2 separate regions of the Homo sapiens genome follow, and region 1 is linked to region 2. A link is a contact called in ENCODE Hi-C or POLR2A ChIA-PET data. All regions are on one chromosome and are shown on one strand. Each heading gives the region's core, a stretch centred on a gene start or an enhancer-like site at or near the end of the contact. The rest is flanking DNA. Distances are from core to core; before and after follow the strand shown.

Region 1 (7,219 bases), core at 409-2,908, 43 kb after region 2:
AAAGTAGAATAACAGTTGTTGGGGGTAGAGAAGAGGGTAATGAATAGTTATTGTTTAATGGAAACAGAGTTTTAGTTATGCAAGATGAAAAGAGTTCTGGAGATGGATGGTGTTGATGGTTGCACAATAATGTGTAGGTATTTAATGCCACTAAATTGTACACTTGAAAATGGCTAAGATGAGCCAGACATGGTGTCATGTGCCTGTAGTCCCAGCTATTTAGGAGGCAGAGGTGGGAAGATCGCTTGAGTCCAGGAGTTTGAGTCCAACCTGGGCAATATAGCAAGAGCCTGTCTCTAAACAAACAGACAAAAAACATTAAAAAATGGCTAAAATGGTAAATTTTATGTTATGTGTATTTTACAACAAGTTTTTAAATGTTAAAAAATTCAGCCTTATTCTCATGGGCCCTATATTCTATTATAAGAGGCATATAATACCAAAGTAACAAAATAATATAACAAAATTATGTATATCCAAAACAATTTAAAGTTTTCATTTATTCCTCCCTCTTCCCCTAAACTTCTTTCCTCTTCCCAAAGGTAATAATTGTTATCAGTTTGGAATTACCCCCCCACGCTTTTAAAAATGCATATGGGCTGATTTGATCTTTACAAATTATATGAATGTATTAAATTATCACATGTACCTTGAAATGATATACAACTATTATGCATCAATAAAACATGTGTGTATAATGCCTATATAAATATATACTGCTGTGTTTAAAAACAATTACATAAATAGTATCATACTGTATGTGTTTTTCTCTTACTTTTTCCTCTCAGCAATATATCCTGGGGATTTTTCATGTCCATTTATACATGAAACATTCATACTAATCCACAGATGGCTGTGTCCTGGTACATTTAGCCTTTCTCTAATGAGTAGACATTTGGTATTTATCTCGTCTTTTTCTATTACAAACAATGTTCCAGCAAACATCCTTGCATCTGACTCTATGCCTCAGTCTTCAAACTTCTTTGTATAACTTGTCATCAGAAATGTGAATCTAACACTTCAGGAAGTACCAAGATTGCTATGAATATTAGTTTTTTGGACTATGGCTATATTCCAGGAAACTAATTACTTAAGGTAAATCATGAAAGAGTCCATGAATTATGGAGCTACACAAAGATATTTCACAAAAGAGTTACAGATTAGGGAAATGGAAAGGATGAAGCATGGGTGGAGAAATGAGCTGAGATAGTGGGAATAGTCCAGATAAGCTTGACTATCTTGAGGAAGTGGTCAGATTTAAATAGCAATTAGCAGTGTTTTCACTAGAGGAAAAGTAGAATATTGAGGTAAGATAGGATTATGTGGCAAACACAGGTTTGAATGTTTTGATAAATTAGGAGACTGAAGAGATGAGGCAAGGGATTTAAGTGAGGGTCTTAATGTGCAATATTGGAAATTACAATCAAAATGCCCAAACTCAAGGGGTGCACTTAGGAATGATTTGTTAATACATACACAGGCCTAAGAATCATTTTTATGGAACTCATTTCCTGTAGGGCTTTTCTGAAAGAACACTGTGCTCCTTTCTAAGCTTATTTTTCTTTGTTCTGATCGTCATTCTGCCCTTACTCGCTATGTTTGTTGCCAAGATCTAGGAGGCAAAAAATAGGCAAGAGAGCATGTCACAGTCCATGACTAGACAAGCTGTGTGACTCAGGAGGCCAAACAAAGGTCAGGGCACGGAAACCTGCCTTGGCTGTGCTCTTAAGCAAATGAATGGGTCAGTTGGCCTATCTTTTACAAAAATTTATCTGTTTATATGGCAATGTGCATTTTGTAATTGTTCTTTTCTACATGATCTTATGACATGCTGATTCTACTTCCATTATACCACTGATTTTATTCTGACTTGTATTATAGTTACTTATAATTTGAGGATGCAAAATGGTGGTGTATAGGTCACTTCTAGCCTATAGATATGCTTCATTTGGCTAACACAAGCTCACATTAAAAAATAGTTGCCAATATTTCAAAAATAGGAAGGTTCATACAAAAATATGCATTCCTGATTTCTCCTGAAAAAATGAAATCTGGCACACAGGGCCTTCATTTCCTCATAGCAACAACTGACTGGAACTGAGCAGTAGCTGCCCTTATTATAATATCAACTTGATGTTGAATCTGAAAGTTGGTTACCATTTTTCATGGAACTGACATTGTTATTCTTACAGTGACATTAGGAAAAAAAAGTGAAATACTTTTCTATGCCCAGTTTTTATAAAAGTTGGGAAACAAAAGCTAGAGTAAGGGGAGAGGACTGTTGTGCTTTAAGAATTGAAATATAGAGATGGGTTGAAAAATAGGTGAGGCTAGGAATAGAGAGCTTGGGCGAAACTGCTGAGAAGGCAGAATGACACGCACAAGGAAGTAGTTAGGTCACTTCTCTTACTAGGCTTCTCATGGGGGGCATCACTCCTAGGGCACATTGTACTGCCTCTCTGCCTTCAATTGAAATTTTCATTGAGCATCTACATCATATCAGTCACTGGGGAGACCGTGGTGAACAAAGCAGACATAGCCTCTGTTCTCATGGAGCTCACAATTGAACGGGGGAGCCAGACATTAATAAACACCATGAGGGAAGATAGGAAAGTGCTAGAAAACAAACACTAAAGAAGATTTTTCTAATTTAGCGGATCAGGGAAGTCTTCCCCGAGGAAGTGACACTTAAAATGGGGCCTGAAGAGTAAGTAGGAGTTGGTTAGGCAAAGAGGAGGGGATCAAGTTTTAAGGCAAAAGGAATAGCATGTGCAAATATCACAAAACAGGCAGGAATGTGGGACTACCGTAGATCTGACAGAGGCCAAGTGGCTATTGTTAGATAATAGAGATAGTAGCTGGAAGGGTTAACAAGGCCATACCATGCAAGGCCTTGGAGGCTATGGAAAGGATTTGTATCTTCAGAGCAGTGAGAGTCACCAAAAAGTTTTAAGAAAAATCACCATGATTTGAATTTTGCTTTAACTTTTGCTTTGGCCACCCAGCAGTGAGCTCTTATCCACAGTTATAATTCTCATTTATGTGTGTGTGTGTGTGTGTGTGTGTGTGTGTGTGTGTGTGTGTGTGTGAGACAGGATCTCACTCTGCCACCCAGGCTGGTGTGCAGTCTAGTACAGACTAGGTGGCTTAAACAACAGAAATTAATTTTCTCACAATTCTGGAGACTAGAAGCCCAGGATCAGCAGGGTCTTGGCAGGGCTGCTTTCTTCTGAGGCCTCTTTCCTTGGCTTGCAGGTGGTTGTCTTCTCCCTGTGTCTTCACGTGGTCTTCCCTCTGTGTGTTTCTGTGTCCTAATCCCCTCTGCCTATGAGGACACCAGTCAAAGTGGATTAGGGTCCACTCTAGTGGCCTCATTTTAACTTAATCACCTCTTTAAAATCTCTATTTCCACATATAGTTACACTCTGAGGTACTAGTGGGTGGGAGTTCAATACATAAATTTGGTGGAGGTTGCGGCGGCAGGGGTGGGGCGCACAATTCAGTCCAAAACAATAAATCATGTGTACCAGAAGCATCTGAAGTGCCTTGTTAAGAGTGTTACGCCTCCTGTGATCCATCTCAGAGTGACAGTGATTTAGAATCTACTTGTCGTAAGTCTCGGGACACGTAGGTTGTTCAGCTCTAGAAGCCCTCAGATTGGCAGGACTTCACTCTTCTCACCAGAGAATGTATGTCTGAAGGGAAGTCATGCTTCTACCTTTGTTCCTATAAATCCTGGGATGGAGGAATTCCACTGCTTCATTCTTCTCCAATTAATCTCTTCGCACAGGTCAGGCCCTGGAATATGTACTACATTTGCTTTGTAACCCTGGACATATACTCCCATCCAGCTCTCACAAGAGCAGAAGGCATGTACTACTGTCCACTCTGGTTTTGGTTGTTTTAATGTACCTCACATTTTCACATATATGGGAACATCAATAATAATACCAATAGTAATATTAATAGAAATACTATTCAACATTTATTGAATGCTACTGTATTTCAGGAATTATGTTAAGCATTTTGTACTATTGCATCTAATCTTTACAACAAAGTTATGGGGGCAGGTATAGTTGTATTAGATTGTTCTCATGCTGCTATAAGGACATATCCAAGACTAGGTAATTTATAAAGAAAAGAGGTTTAATTGACTCACAGTTCTGTAGGGCTAGGGAAGCCTCAGGAAACTTACAATCATGGCAGAAGGGGAAGCAAACACATTCTTCTTCACAAGGTGGCAAGAGAGAGAAGAATGAGTCAAGCGAAGGGGGAAGCCCTTATAAATCCATCAGATCTTGTGAGAACTTACTCACTATCATGAGAATAGCATGGGGGAAACTGACCCCATAATTCAGTTACTTTCCACAGGGTCCCTCCCATGACACATGGGGTTTATGGTAGCTACAATTCAGGATGAGATTTGGGTGGGGACACAGCCAAATCACATCATTCCACTCCTGACCCCTCCCAAATCTCTTGTCCTCACATTTCAAAGCACAATCATGCCCTTCCAACAGTCCCCCAAAGTCTTAACTCATTTCAGCATTAACTCCAAGTCCAATTCCGAAGTCTCATCTGAGACAAGGCAAGTCCCTTCCACCTATGAGTCTGTAAAATCAAAAGCAAGTTAGTGACTTCTTAGATACAATGGGGCTATAGGCATTGGGTATATACATCCATTCCAAATGGGAGAAATTGGCCAAAACAAAGGGGCTACAGGCCCCATGCAAGACCGAAATCCAACAGGGGAGTCATTAAACCTTAAAGTTTCAAAATGATCTCCTTTGACTCCATGTGTTACATCCAGGGCACACTGATGCAAGAGGTTGGCTCTCATGGTCTTGGGCAGCTCCACCCTGTGGCTTTGCAGGGTACAGCCCCACTTCCAGTTGCTTTCATGGGCTGGCATTGTCTGCAGCTTTTCCAGGTGCACGGTGTAAGCTATTGGTGGATCTACCATTCTGGCGTCTGGAGGATTGTGACCCTCTTCTCACAGCTCCACCAGGCCATGCCCCAGTGGGGACTCTGTGTGGGGGCACCAACCCCACATTTCTCTTCTGCACTGCCCTAGTAGAGGTTCTCCATGAGGGTTCCATCCCTGCAGCAAACTTCTGCCTGTACATCCAGGTGTTTCCATACATCCTCTGAAATCTAGGCAGAGATTCCTAAACCTCAATTCTTGACTTCTATGCACCCACAGGCCCAACACCATGTGTAAGCTGCCAAGGCTTGGGGCTTGCACTCTCTGAAGCAATGGCCTGAATTATATGTTGGCCCCTTTTAGCCACAGCTGGAGCTGAAGCAGCTGAGATGCAAGACACCATGTCCCGAGGCTGCATAAAGCAGGGGGCCCCTGGGCCCAGCCCATGAAACCATTTTTCCCTCCTGGGCCTCCAGGCTTGTAATGGGAGCAGCTGCCATGAAAACCTCTGACATGCCCTGGGGACATTTTACCCATTGTCTTGGTGATTAACATTTGACTCCACGTTACTTCTGCAAATTTCTGCAGTCTGCTTGAATTTCTCCTCAGAAAATGGGGTTTTCTTTTCTATTGCATAGTCAGGCTGCAAATTTTCCTAACTTTTCTGCTTCATCTTGAATGCTTTGGTGCTTAGCAATTTCTTCCCCTAGATACCCTAAATCATCTCTCTCAAGTTCAAAAGTTCCACAGATATCTAGGGAAGGGGAAAAATGCTACCAGTCTCTATGCATAGCAAATTCATCTTTACTACCGTTCCCAACAAGTTCCTCATCTCCATTTGAGATCATCTCAGCCCGAACTTCATTGTCCATATCACTATCAGCATTTTGGTCAAAGCCATTCAACAAGTCTCTAGGAAGGTCTCACAGTTTCCCACATCTTCCTGTCTTCTGAGCCCTCCAAGTCTCTAGGAAGTTTCAAACTTTCCCACATTTTCCAGTCTTCTTCTGAGCCCTCCAAACTGTTCCAACCTCTGCCTGTTACCCAGTTCCAAAGTTGCTTCCGCATTTTTAGGTATCCTTAGAGCAGCACCCCACTCTCTGTGGTACCAATTTACTGTATTAGTCCGTTCTCATGCTGCTATAAGGACATACCCAAGATTGGGTAATTTGTAAAGCAAAGAGGTTTAATTGACTCACAGTTCCACAGGGCTGGGGAGGTCTCAGAAAACTTACAATCATTGCAGAAGGGGAAGCAAACATGTCCTTCTTCATAAGGTGGCAGGAGTGAGAAGGATGAGAACTGAGTGAATGGGGAAGCCCCTTATGAAACCACAGATCTTCTGAGAAGTTACTCACTATCATGGGAATAGCATGGGGGAAACTGCCCCCATGATTCAATTACCTCCCACTGGCTCCCTTCCACAACACATGGGGATTATGAAAACTAAAATTCAAGATGAGGTTTGGGTGGGCACACAGCTAAACCATATCAATAGTAATCTCCATTTTACAGACGAGAAGCAGGATCAGAGAAGTTAAGTGATTTGGTGAAAGTGGTGTAGCTAGTAAATGGCAGACTCTGGATTCTAGCCCAGGTTATACACCTCTAAAGTACATGTTTTGCTACAAGGATAGGGATTTTTGCCACTAGGTTTATGAGAAATGTTGATCAGTAATTTTCTTTTCTTGTACTGTTTTAGTCTGGTTTTGGTATCAGAGTAATGCTTACCTCATAAAATGCATTGGAAAGTGTTGGCTTCTCTACTATTTCATGGTAGAGATTGTGTAGAATTGGTTTTTATATTCTTTAAATGTCTACCAGTGAAACCACTTGGACCTAGAAATTTCTTTTTTGAAAGGCTTTAAAATATGAATTCAATGTCTTAAATAGTTATAGGACTATTCAGGCTATTTATTTAATCTTGGGTGAGTTTTCACAGCTTGTGGTATTTGAGGAATTGGTTTATCACATAGAAGCTGTCAGATTTATGTGCATAGACTTATTTGTAGTATTCCCTTATTTTCCCTTTCAATGTCTGAGTCATCTCTACTGATATTCTCTTTAATTTCCTATATTGATAATTTGTGTCTTGTTTTACATTTATCAGTTTTTGTCAGATTTGTGAATTGTATTCATCTTTTCAAATAATTAGCTTTCATTTTAATTGATCTTCTCTATTGTTTTCTGTTTTCAATTTTGTTAATTTTTCCTCTTATTTTTATTATTTTCTTCATTCTGCTTGGTTTTGGGTTATTTAGCTCTTTTTGTTTTAGTGTCTTAAGGTGGGAGCTT
Region 2 (6,685 bases), core at 320-2,819:
GAGGTTAAATAACTGACTCAGTCACACAGTTAGACAGTGGTATAAGTGGACTAGAAACCACATTTCTCAATATCAGTTTAATGGTTTTTTTCCATTACAGAAGAATAATTGCCATAGTGCTTCTACCACATTAGAGTTTAATAAATGGGTTACTGAATATCCTTGTTTTCATACAAATGGGAAAAAAGTGGGATCTGTTGACCATAACTGATATTTTGCACCCAACAGCACCATATTGCTACAAGGAAACCACTCCTGTGGTTTTCTGCTAGAGGAAATGGAATTTTGACTTCTACCAGAAAGACAAGGTGTGGAATAGCTTGGCAGATGTAATTTCTGAGCGGTGGGTGGGGCAAGAGGCAGGAAGACTTTCCTGTGTCACTCACAGAACTTGGTCAATAAACACAGTTCCAAGAAGAGAAGTGACAGAAAACAAGCTCGGCATAATATTAGAATTGTCGGCTGTGTGCGGTGGCTCACGCCTGTAATCCCAGCACTTTGGGAGGCCGAGGCAGGTGGATCACCTGAGGTAGGGAGTTCAAGACCAGCCTGGCCAACATGGTGAGACCCTGTCTCGACTAAAAATACAAAAATTAGCCGGGCATGGTGGCATATGACTGTAATCCCAGCTACTCAGGAGGCTGAGGCAGGAGAATTGCTTGAACCCGGGAGGCGGAGGTTGCAGGCAGTGAGCCAAGATCGCACCACAGCACTCCGGCCTGGGCAACAAGAGCGAGACTCTGTTTCAAAAAAAAAAAAGAAAGAAAGAAAGAAAAAAGAAAAAGAATTGTCAGGTGCACTCTAAGATTAATTTATATAGGATTTTTGTATTTCATGTCACGCAGTTTTCATTATTTCTGGCCAATACATAATTCACATGTTTCTTTGCTCAATTATGGCATATGTGTCAGAATTCTTCCTGATGGTGATCCTACTCCTGGCTGCAAAAATAGTGATCAAAACTCAGTAAGTCTACACATTTTAAATAAAATAATTTGCAAAAATTATTCTAAGGAGATTTTTTCCCCATCACAGAGGCAAAAAATATAACACTAGGGATGCATATGATAGGATACTTTGTGCAGAAGGAAACAAAACTGCACACGAGCACAAATGAAACAGAAACTACCCCAATGGTTTTTAGATGAACCTTTTTGGGTGAAGGTAGTTGGGGTGAAGTACGGAAAACGAAGACGAAATAGGGAAGAGAAGTGAGAGGGAGGACATGGTAACCTCGATATCCCTCTGAGGGACCAAGAGAGCGCCCCCAGGAAGAAGACTCTCGGTCTCCTGTGCTGACAATCCTCCCGCTGCACCTGCCCAAGCATCCCGCGTGGAGCATGCTGGGAGAGGGCTGGGGCCCAGGCCTCCCCCAAGAGAGGGAGGGGAGTCAGGGTGCGCTTGGGGTGGGGGTCGAGGCCCCGCCACTCACCCGCGTCTAGAACGGCTTGGGGACAGGAAAGCGCAGCCGCGCACGGGTTTCCTCTCACGTTGGCGCACCACTCCGTTACGCTCCTGACCAGGCTGTTCTAGCTGCAGGCGGTGTTCTCTCGTTGGTCTCGCTAAAGGTGGGGAGCGCCAGGAAACGAGCGCCGCGAAGGCGGGGGTAGTGGGGCGGGGTAAAGGAGCCGGCGGCTGGGCGGAGCCGTCCGTTTGCCCGCCCGCGCAGGCGTCGGAAGGGCCGGCGCGCCCGCTGCGCGCACACTGCGTGCCCTTTCTCCCCGCCCCCTGCCGAGTTCAGAGACTTGCTATAGGCCTGCGTGACCCGGACGCTCTCCTTTACCCAACGGGCGTCCAGAGAAGAGGCCGTGCGTACGACTCGCTGACACCTCCCATTTCACCTTCCTGGCATGGAAATTGCGAGAGCGAGAGATTCTTGCTCCCGGTGTCGCTTTTTATCAGACCTCTTGATGGTTTCTCTGATGTACCCCTGCGTCCTTGAACCCTCATATTGCCCACCCCCCCAGTACTCCTGGGCTGAGACCAAAACGCAAGCCACTGAAATAGTCACGTAATTATGACACCAACGGTTTCCTATTATTACTGGAATGAGATCTGAAGCCCCACTGCCTGGAATCCAATCCTGTCTTCACCACACCTTTTGATATCCCAGGAAAGTTATTTCACCTCGCTGTGCCTCAGTTCCCTCATTTGTAAAGTACAGAAAATGTCACAGTAGTGCCTATTTCATAGAAAATTAGATGAGATAGTGCATATGACTCCCTTAGCAAAATTTCAAGCCTAGAGTAAGCATTTACTAAAAAGTACTGGCTGTTATTATTCACCCCAGTATTTCTAGTACTTAACCACAGTGCCAGCACGCAGTGGACAGTAAATATTAGTGGAATTAATGAATATTAGAACTACAGCTGAGGAACCAGGCCTAAAAAGGATAAGGAAATTTCAAAAGTCCACACAGCAAGTTAATGGCAGAGGTGGGACTGGAATCCAGGTCTCTTTTTTTTTTTTTTTTGAGACGGAGTTTCACTCTTGTTGCCCAGGCTGGAGTGCAATGGCACGATCTCGGCTCACTGCAACCTCTGCCTCCCGGGTTCAAGCGATTCTTCTACCTCAGCCTCCCTAGCAGCTGGGATTACAGACGCCCGCCACCACGCCCGGCTAATTTTTGTATTATTAGTAGAGACGGGGTTGGCCAGGCTGGTCTTGAATTCCTGACCTCAGGTGATCCACCCGCCTCGGCCTCCCAAAGTGCTGGGATTACAGGCTTGAGCCACTGCGCACGGCCCCCAGGTCTTCTAATTAAGAGTGCAGAGCTCTCTTTCCACGAAATATTTGATGTGTCTCTTTTTTTTTTTTTTTTTTTTGAGACCGAGTTTCGTTCTTTTTGCCCAGGCTGGAGTGCAATGGCGGGATCTCGGTTCACTGCAGCCTCTGCCTCCCGGGTTCAAGTGATTCTCCTGCCTCAGCCTCCCTAGTGGCTAGGATTACAGGTGTGCGCCACCACGTCTGGTTATTATTATTTTTTTTTTTAGTAGAGACGGGGTTTCGCCGTGTTGGCCAGGCTGGTCTCGAACTCCTGACCTCAGGTGTTCCACCCGCCTCGGCCTTCCACAGTGCTGGGATTACAGGTGTGAGCCACCGATCTGTCTTTTAAAATTCATTTTTGGCCAGGCGCAGTGGCTCACGCCTGTAATCCCAAAACTGTGGGAGGCCGAGGCAGGTGGATCACCTGAGGTCAGGAGATCAAGACCATCCTGGCTAACACGGTGAAACCCTGTCTCTACTAAAAATACAAAAAATTAGCCGGGCGCGGTGGCATGCGCCTGTAGTCCCAGCTACTCGGGAGGCTGAGGCAGGAGAATGCCGTGAACCCGGGAGGCGGAGCTTGCAGTGAGCCGAGATAGCGCCACTGCAGTCTGGCCTGGGCGAAAGAGCGAGACTCCGAGGCGGGCGGATCACGAGGTCAGGAGATCGAGACCATCCTGGCTAACACAGTGAAACCCCGTCTCTACTAAAAATACAAAAAATTAGCCGGGCGAGGTGGCGGGCGCCTGTAGTCCCAGCTACTCGGGAGGCTGAGGCAGGAGAATGGCGTGAACCCCGGGGCAGAGCCTGCAGTGAGCCCAGATAGCGCCACTGCACTCCAGCCTGGGCGACAGAACGAGACTCCATCTCAAAAAAAAAAAATAAAATAAAATAAAATAAAATAAAATAAAATAAAATAAAAATTAGTCGGGCGTGGTGGCTCATGCTTGTAATCCCAGCTACTCGGGAGGCTGAGGCAGAAGAATTGCTTGAACCTGGGAGGTGGAGGTTGCAGTGAGCCGAGATCGTGCCACTGCACTCCAGCCTGGGAGAGTGAGCAAGACTCCATCTCAAAAAAAAAAAAAAAATTCATTTTTGTGGCAGAAGGCTTTTTGCTAAAAAGCCCAAATTTTTACAATTATTTAAAGTGTATTGTTACTAGGTTCCATTAAGATAAAATTGAGTGGTGACTTACTCGGGCCTGAGTTCCTAAAGACACACATGTATTTGAGTGTTGTCAGTGACCTAGTTTAAGTAGACTGAAGGTTTCAGGGAACTCTGAAACAATGAACAAATATATTGTAGGTAGTTACTATCCTGGCAACACTATCTTAAAATCTGGAGATACAGTGGTGAGCAAAATAAGTACCCTGACTTCATGGAGCTGTCAGTCAAGTGGGGAAGAAAGACATTAAACAATTTATTACAAATAATTATAATGGTGGTATGTTTTCTAAAGGAATACCAAAATGAATTTTATTTCTGACAGTGGGCCCGCTGGAAAAGAAAAAATGAATTTTAGAACTGGAAAAGAATTTAAGACCGTGGAATATTTTCATTATATTTTGTTAAGTAATATAGTCTATTTCACATATTATATAAAATATATATGTATGTATGTATATATACCTATATAGTTAAGTGAAACAAATTGCAGAATACTGCATATTATATGATTATGTTTTGGTGGAAACAAACGTGCACATAGGTTTGATCTGTTCGTATGAACAAAGAGAGTTATGGAAGAATACTCAGCAAGCTCTTAATATTGATTACATCAGGAGGTTGAGGTGGGGATGATTAGCTTTGTCTTTATACATCCTTGTATTGCATTGTTTCACTGGTTATAAACAAGCACCTATTTTGAATTTGAAGACCAGCAAATAAAAGGACCTTAAAATTACAGGGACAAAAAGAAAAAAAAGAAAAGATACCAATAAAAATATCTTTTAAAGAATGCAGAGAACCACTCTGTCCTCGCAAAAAGGGACCAGGAAGGACAGAAATGACACTCAGAATTCAGACTGTGATGAAGAGGCAATATAAAATGTTTCTCCTAGAAAATAAGGGCACCTATTTGAGATGATGAATATGTTCATTAGCTTGATTGTGGTAATCATTTCACAGTGTATACATATAGCAAATCATCACATTGTGCACTTTAATTGTATACATTTATTTGTCAAACATACCTCAATAAAGCTGGAAAAAAATAAAATGATTCTTCTTTTAGTATAGAAAAGTACTGTATACCAAACTGGAAGTATTAATAATATAAGAGCAGCGCTTCTTATAGTGGTTGGTAATTTTAAAAAATATTATTTAAAAAATGACACAAGAGACCAGGCATGGTGGCTCACACCTGTAATCCCAGCACTTTGGGAGGCCGAGGCAGGCGGATCACCTGAGGTCAGGAGATCGAGACCATCCTGGCTAACACGGTGAAACCCCGTCTCTACTAAAAATACAAAAAATTAGCCAGGCGTGGTGGCGCACGCCTGTAATCCCAGCTACTTGGAAGGCTGAGGCAGGAGAATCGCTTGAAACTGGGAAGCGGAGATTGTAGTGAGCCGAGATCATGCCATTGCACTGCAGCTTGGGTGACAGAGCGAGACTCCGTCTCACACACACACACACAAAATTGACATAAGATGCTCTGAGACAGAATAAACCATGGGATTTTCAACACCAAAAGCTCTGTTAATAAGAAATTGTCTAAGAACCCAGTTCTTTACTTGACAAATAACTTACATATACTTAGCATTTTAAATAAAGTTAGTGAGATGATTGACTTATGGCTTTTTTTTTTTTTTGAGACAGAGTCTCACTCTGTCACTCAGGCTGGAGTGCAGTGATGTGATCTTGGCTCACTGTAACCTCCATCTCCCAGGTTCAAGTAATTCTCCTGTCTCAGCCTCTCGAGCAGCTGGGACTACAGGCGCATGCCACCACGCCTGGCTAATTTTTGTATTTTTAGTAGAAACAGGGTTTCACTACATTGGTCAGGCTGGTCTCCAACTCTCAACCTCAGGTGATCCACCTGCCTTGGCCTCCCAAAGTGCTGAGATTACAGGCGTGAACCACCACGCCCAGCCAGTAATGGCGTTTTTTTTAAAACAACATTCCATATCTCAGCCTTAATTTAAAAAACATGTGCAATTAGTATCTATTAAAATTAAGATGTTCATACTTTTTGGCCCAGCAAACCCATTCTAGTGATCTCTCCCACAGAAATAGGGGCAAATGCATTATTGTTTTTCTGTTTTTGTTTTTGTTTTTGTTTTTTGTTTTTGTTTAGAGACAGGGTCTCACTCTGACACCCAGGCTGGAGTGTAGTGGTGCAATCATGGCTCACTACAGCCTCCAACTCCTAGGCTCAAGCAATCCTCCTGCCTCAGCCTTCCAAATATGGGGTCTACAGGCAGGCACCACCACCCTGGATAATGTTTTGTAGAGACAGGGGCTTGCTGTGTTGCCCAGGCTGGTCTTGAGCTCTGGCCTCAAGTAATTCTCCAGCCTCGGACTCACAAAGTGCTGAGATTACAGGCGTATGCCACTGTGTCAAGCCAGCAGTTTTTTTTTTTTTTTTAACTTTCATTTTAGGTTAAGGGGTAATGTGCAGGTTTGTTATATAGGTAAACTGCATGTCTTGGGGGTTTGGCATACAAATTATTTTGTCACCCAGGTAATAAGCATAGTTCCCAATAGTTAGTTTTTTAATCTTCTCCTTCTCCCACCCTCCACGCTCAAGTAATCTCTGGTGTCTGTTGTTCCCCTCTTTGTGTCATGTGTTCTCATTGTTTAACTCTCACTTATAAATGAGAGTGCGGGTGTGGTGGCTCACGCCTGTAATCCCAGCACTTTGGGAGGCCAAAGCGGGCAGATCACCTGAGGTCAAGAGTTCGAAACCAGCCTGACC

The links. Hi-C counts contacts between places; a loop is a spot of excess contacts on that map. ChIA-PET counts read pairs that join two places held with the same protein, here RNA polymerase II (POLR2A). Pooled maps may share reads with other maps.
Region 1: a map of endothelial cell of umbilical vein shows a loop between it and region 2 (5-fold over the local background). The contact joins the enhancer-like site here to the promoter of C1GALT1C1 in region 2. A Hi-C loop is called at or near these places in 6 of 168 maps with a recorded cell type or tissue (PC-9, ascending aorta, endothelial cell of umbilical vein and 3 more), 3 of 37 single-sample maps with no recorded cell type and 14 of 50 pooled maps. POLR2A ChIA-PET finds 5 or more read pairs at or near these places in 2 of 52 experiments (H1 and WTC11).

The regions. Positions count from the first base shown.
Region 1 is chrX:120,670,958-120,678,176 of GRCh38, forward strand. No RefSeq gene overlaps it. Among named protein-coding and RNA genes, the nearest start is that of C1GALT1C1, 45 kb to the left of the region's middle. Within about 2 kb of position 1,659, at least 11 of the 41 ENCODE cell types and tissues checked have a DNase peak (open chromatin) inside an H3K27ac peak, as active enhancers do; they include PC-9 and endothelial cell of umbilical vein, where a contact is called at or near this core.
Region 2 is chrX:120,628,485-120,635,169 of GRCh38, forward strand. It overlaps C1GALT1C1 (C1GALT1 specific chaperone 1), which reads right to left and starts at 1,570. Exons shown (of 2, transcript NM_001011551.3): 1 at 1,433-1,570. RefSeq lists an enhancer at 951-1,878 and a silencer at 1,538-1,807.